Linked DNA regions of Homo sapiens: region 2 is linked to region 1. A link is an interaction called in ENCODE POLR2A ChIA-PET data of the cell type or tissue named here. Cell type or tissue: B cell. All regions are shown on one strand. Links, peaks and the distances in the headings refer to the core of each region. The heading gives the core; the rest is flanking DNA.

Region 1 (2,930 bases), core at 153-2,652:
TTTATTGCAGTATTGTTGGAAACACAACAGAACCTAAATCTCTGTCAATAGGAAAAGATTATAATACATTCAAACAATGGGGAAAAAAGCTCTCTATACAGTCATGGAATGATCTTCAAGATAAAATTTTAAGTGAAAAAAGCAAGGGGCAGAAAGTATATAAATTGTGCTACCATTTGTGTCAAAAAGAGAAAACAGGAAACAATACTTATACTTGTATATGCATAGAGTTTCTCTCAAAGGAGCAGAAACGGTGGTTACTTCTGGGCAAGGAAACTGAGTAACTTGGGGAAAGGGTGGTAGCGAAACTTCCTTTCTGAACTGAGTACCATGTGCAGATTACCTATTCAAAAACTACTTAAAAACAAGGTAGAACACTTTGGAATCAACAGAGATGTGGAAATAGATGGGACCTTGGGGATCACTCCTTAGTTGTACAGATTAGAGCATTAAGTCATCAAGAGAAAAGTAATTTGTCCAAATTCTATAAGTACAAAGTGGCAGAGCTATGACCAGACCCTCATCTGTTATTTGTCACCTATGCTTGAGGAAATGCACCTTCAAAACTCAGTAGAAATTAACAATATAAATGACAGGATTGCACCCCAGGGCAAGGGCAAGACATTCAAGATTCAGTTTCTTCATCTGTAAAATGTGGGCAATAAAGTTGTGAAGATCGAATTAGATAGCACATGTGTATCCTAGCAGCTAGCACATACTAAGCATTCAATACATCCCAGTTACTGTAATTTATTATTTTGAAGCTATCATAGAGTTGGGGGGAGAGAGAGAGAGAGAGAGAGAGAGAGAGAGAGAGAGAGAGAGAGAGAGAGAGAGAGAAAGAGAACAATCCCTTGATTCTCATTTATTTAAATAGCCACTAGAGAATCTGAGAGAGCAAATGATGCTTAATGCAGAAAACATATGTGAGGGCATGTGGGAGGGGGACATTGCAGAGAGAACTTTCAGCCTCTTTAACTCCACCGTTCCACCAAGGGCCACCTGTGAACAGCGTTGTCTCACGCTGAAAAGTAAATGTACACAGGCCAGGACCATCTGGTATGCTTCTTTCCGTTTCTCTTTTATTCCCGATTGTCTAGATGTCCCCATTATTCTTGTTAGCTTGTTTCCTTTCCTATTTTCTCTTTTCCCGGGGCCACGGGTCAAATGGTGACTAAGATGCAAAGTGTTCTTCTAGGGACTTCATTCACCTTCCTCAGAGAGGTGCTGAAAAGACCCTGTCCTTCTGGGCAGCTTTTCTGGCAACGCATCTGAGCTGAGGAGCCTTAGCAAGAGCCCCAGTAAAGCCGAGGTTTCTGGGAACCCTTTCCTCTGTCCTGCCTTGTGCCAGAAAGCCACCTCCTAGTATAGGCGGAGGAATGGGAGCAGGAGGTTCCCTCTCATTCACCACTTTATGGCCAAACTTTATGATTTGCAAGCATTGCATTCCTCCCTGAGGGAGGGAAAACACTGTGTGGGGTTATAAGCTCTGGTTCTGCCATCGGCCCCCTGGTTTCAAATCGTCACTCCTCCATGTGAGCTCTGTGATCTTGGGCAAGTTGTGTAACCTCTTTGCCCTAATGTCTATCTGAAAAAATGGTGAGGACAAAATGAGATAATCGATAATCCGGGTACAAGGCAGAGCATAGAGATTGGTTCTTAGTAAATTCTCAAAAAAAGATGCTGAAATAGTAACAGCGGCTACAGTATTCATAGAAGTAACCAAAAGAAGTAAAGTGAGGGGGGGGCGGGGTCTGGATACTCAAGGAAGATTCACTGACCTCTAGGTAAAAGGATTATTACCATCAGCCGCACCAACCACCAACCCCATTCCCCACCCCACACCCAACCTCATCATACCCATATGTACCAGTCTTCACTGGCCAAGGTTACCAGTGAAAACGCTATTTGATCTGGCTGCAGTAGTTCTCCAAGCAGAATCATTTTAATGAGGAGGTTTTCTGGAAGACAAATGTCCTTTACTAGTCCAGGGTGATACATGATATATCAAAGGCTTTAACATATATGTGAATACATTATTGACTTACCCAATTTTAAAGACTTATACAGTAGTCCCCCCTTATCCACAGTTTCGTTTTTCGTGGTTTCAGTTACCCGTGGTTTCAGTTACCCATGGTCAACCGTGGCCACAAATAGTACAGTACAATAAGATATTTTGAGAGCCAGAGAGAGATCACATGCACATACTTTTATTATAGTATATTGTTGTAATTGTTCTATTTTATTACTAGTTATTCATTGCTTACTGTGCCTAATTATAAATTAAACTTTATCATAGGTATGTTTAGAAAAAACACAGTGTATGTGGGGTTCAGTACTACCGATAATTTCAGGCATCTTCTAGGGCCTTGAAACATGTTCCGCTTGGATAATGGGGGACTACTGTAAATGTAGGACAAAGCCACTTAACTCAGAAGGCAGAGATCAGTAAGTGGTGGATTTTTATTGACACATAATATTTTACATACTTATAGGGCACATGTGATATTTTTTGTTGCATGGATAGAATCTATAATGATTAAGTCAGTGTATTTGGGGTATCCATCACTTTAAGTATTTATCATTTCTATGTGCTGAGGACATTTCAAGTCCTGTCTTCTAGCTACTTTGAAATATAAAATATATTATTGTTAACTACAGTCGTCCTACTCTACTATTGGACATTATAATTTATACTGTCTAACTGTATGTTTCTACCCATTAACCAACCTCTCTTCTTCCCCTACTCTTACCCACACACCCTTCCCAGCCTCTGATATTTATAATTATACTCTCTACCTTTGTAAGATCAACTTTTTTAGCTCCCACATATGAGCAAGAACATAAGATATTTGTCTTTCTGTGCCTGTCTTATTTTACTTAAAATAATGACCTCCAGCTTTATCTATGTTGCAGCATAAGACATGATT
Region 2 (2,930 bases), core at 229-2,728, 200 kb before region 1:
ACTGAGGCAAGATCAATCATAAGATACCACTATATCTCAGGTATTCAACAGCTACAGTTTAGGATAGAGAGGTGGTCAAAAGTATGGAGAGAAGGGAGGAAATTTAGGAATAATTAAGAGTAATTAAAATACAAACTTTTAATGAGTGTGGTCTTGGAGACCTCCTATATAACGTAAAAAGTTCATTTTTCTATTTGCTTTGAAATAAGAAATATGTATTTATAAAAATCAACATTGATTTATAAATTTCATGGTTACAAGTTAAAATAATCTACATCTACATTTCTGACATAATTTTTGTTTTTATTTCAGTATTTTATAACCTATTCTTAAATAATAACCAGTGATATCATGTACATTGATCTGTTTATATAAAGGAGACTACTCAAATAATTCTATTACTTAAATTGAAGAGAAAAAGGAATACATTTATAATCAATGTTTTATCACAGAATGAAAGGGCTCCATTCTTGTGCTTTATTAATAAAGGTAGCATTTGGTGAACTTCTCCCATCCTCTATCCCAGCCATCTTTACAAATATATGGGCTCTTACCTTGAAATGCTCCTGCTTCAATAACACCCTCTTTGGTATTGTCAAAGCCATGAGATGTAATTTGGGTTTCTGAGAGACCAAGTCCAGATGGTAATGAATGCTTCAAATCCTTAGCAAGATTTAAATAAAAGAAAAAACTTTGTAAAAAAATCCCACATGACGTAACAGTTCAGAATAATTGTATCCTTTTAATCAAATCTTAGATTATTTTTCTCTCTGCTATGCGGTATTCCCTTATGCTATCATGGCATTCTATAATGATGTATAATCAGCAGCAAATACAGCAAGATTTGTATTAAGTGGTATTGTGTACATCACATACAATACACTTTCATCATTCTGGAATTAAGCAGCAGGCAGATATTAAAATTCAATGTAAAAATTTTAATCTTACTGATACATCAGAAAAATTATTTTAATGAGCAAAATTAAGATCATTCAATTTCCATGTCTAATATGTAAAAGCTGACTGACACCTAATATAATCACAATGAGCCTGGCTAATGCACAGTATAAACAAATCATTCACTTGCCATGTTAATTTCCCTTCCATTTCAAGAGGGCTTCTCTGACTTCAATCAGGGTGAGGTAAGCAAAAATTACTTAGATTTACATTGCACAATGATAATAGTTAACCTAACTGCAAATTAGCCTATAACAGAACCTTATTATAATAAAAATAATATTCAACACTGGGTCTTAAGAGCTTAAAAAGTATAAAAAGTCAAGAAGCACAATGTTCTTTAAAAGGCACAATCCTAGTTAAGTATATTCTAAGTTTTTTTTCCCAGAACTTTGTAAATTAAATCTCAGGGCTTAAGTAATGATTAGGCAAAAAGGCCAAGTAAAACTGTAAAATCACCAAGAAGTAAAGCTGAGGCTACAGTCTGCTGGCTTCAAGTGATGCAACAATTATGAATAATGTAGACTTAAATCTGGCCTATCCACATGACTAGAACTTCAGAGAAATCAAACTGAAATGAAGGCATTAAATCTACAATAAAATCACTTTTCTATTTACCTTTATTAAATTTTCATGGGAATTTCAGGGCTATGACAAGTTAAAAGTAAACACAGCTAGTAAGCTAAATTTTTAGACTGATCGTAGTTTAAGATAGCAGATTTTAGATCATAAATATATATAACTACTGTTATATATTTTTTCTAAACCATTACACCTTTTCTTGATGTACTGGTACAAGTATAGAGCCTATAGCAGGGGTCCAGGATATTTCTCCAAAGATAGTTATCCTTTTTTTTTTTTTAAACCTAGGACAAAACATACACATCTTAATCAGGTGAAGGCAATATGCAATCAAAGAGGAAAGTATACAACAATTTATAATGTAGTTAAGAATTCAGAAGAGGAAATGATCAGTGTGCATTCAATAGAAGAAAAAGTCTTAATGGAAGAGATGGATTCTAAGCTGCATCAGTGACCAACATGGATGATATGGAACGCTGGAGGGATGGAATAGGGTTAGGAAGGGTTCATCTTCAACCTAGTAGAAAAACTTTCAGGGAAGAGGGTGGGTAGCACTGGGCAGTCATTATCATATTATTGGGATAGCATGGAGGCCAGCAACTAGGCTACCATGGCCAACGTCGCTAAAGGTCTATGTTGAGAGATAGCGGTAAATGAATTAGAAAATTTTGAGTAACGGGTTTACTTGATTTGGTTAAAGCATTGCTTAAAGAATATTAATTTGGTAGACATGTAAGAACAGCTTGGAAGAGTTAGAAACTGAGGCAAGATTAATCATAAGATACCACCGTATCTCAAGTATTCAACAGCTAAAGTTTAGGATGGAGAGGTGACCAAAAGAACAGACAGAAGGGATGAAATTTAGAATAATTAAGAGTAATTAAAATACAAACTTTTAATGAAAATTCAAGGTATAGCCATACATTAAATATAACAATGAAGTGGTATAGCTAAGATAATATATACTACTGAAATAAGAAGCCCTTTCAGAAGTTAATTTCCATAATCATGAACCAAAATGCAAAGGGATTATTAAATCACTAGCCAAGAAGATTTAATCTTAAACAATTATATCTACTCTGCTACTGAAGTAAAAATATTGTAGGACAAGTTAAGTGACATGTTGTATAATATAACTTGAAAACACCCTATTTTGGAATGTTTGCTGAAGAAGTTTCCATCTGGATTCTAATGTTCTAAATGTACTCCTTAAATGTACTTGATGTTTTTCTTGACCAATGTATAAGCAACCCTTAATTACCTTTTTTTCCTTAAGTTTTTCACTGTTTTCAATGAGGAACTTACTAACTTATACAACGTCATAGAAATACAGTAAGGATAACTTGGTTCATCATCTCTATACTTCTGAGAAAAGGTATATGCTGCAAATG

Evidence for each region. ChIA-PET counts read pairs that join two places held together with the same protein. Peaks named below come from ENCODE experiments on the same cell type or tissue, not always from the same donor. Only the 100,000 strongest peaks of a DNase experiment are listed, where the experiment ranks them.
Region 2: POLR2A ChIA-PET joins it to region 1 with 7 read pairs; 2 of 35 experiments call an interaction of 5 or more read pairs at or near these places.

The regions. Positions count from the first base shown.
Region 1 is chr4:152,659,195-152,662,124 of GRCh38, reverse strand. All of the region lies in intron 1 of TMEM154 (transmembrane protein 154), which reads left to right. Among named protein-coding and RNA genes, the nearest start is that of TMEM154, 19 kb to the left of the region's middle. RefSeq lists an enhancer at 1,153-1,202. In B cell, for the core only: no CTCF peak of the experiment used is centred there; no DNase peak of the experiment used is centred there; H3K4me3 peaks cover 1,376 bases; H3K27ac peaks cover 2,500 bases.
Region 2 is chr4:152,861,339-152,864,268 of GRCh38, reverse strand. It overlaps ARFIP1 (ARF interacting protein 1), which reads right to left. Exons shown (of 9, transcript NM_001025595.3): 3 at 555-663. Among named protein-coding and RNA genes, the nearest start is that of FHDC1, 74 kb to the left of the region's middle. In B cell, for the core only: no CTCF peak of the experiment used is centred there; no DNase peak of the experiment used is centred there.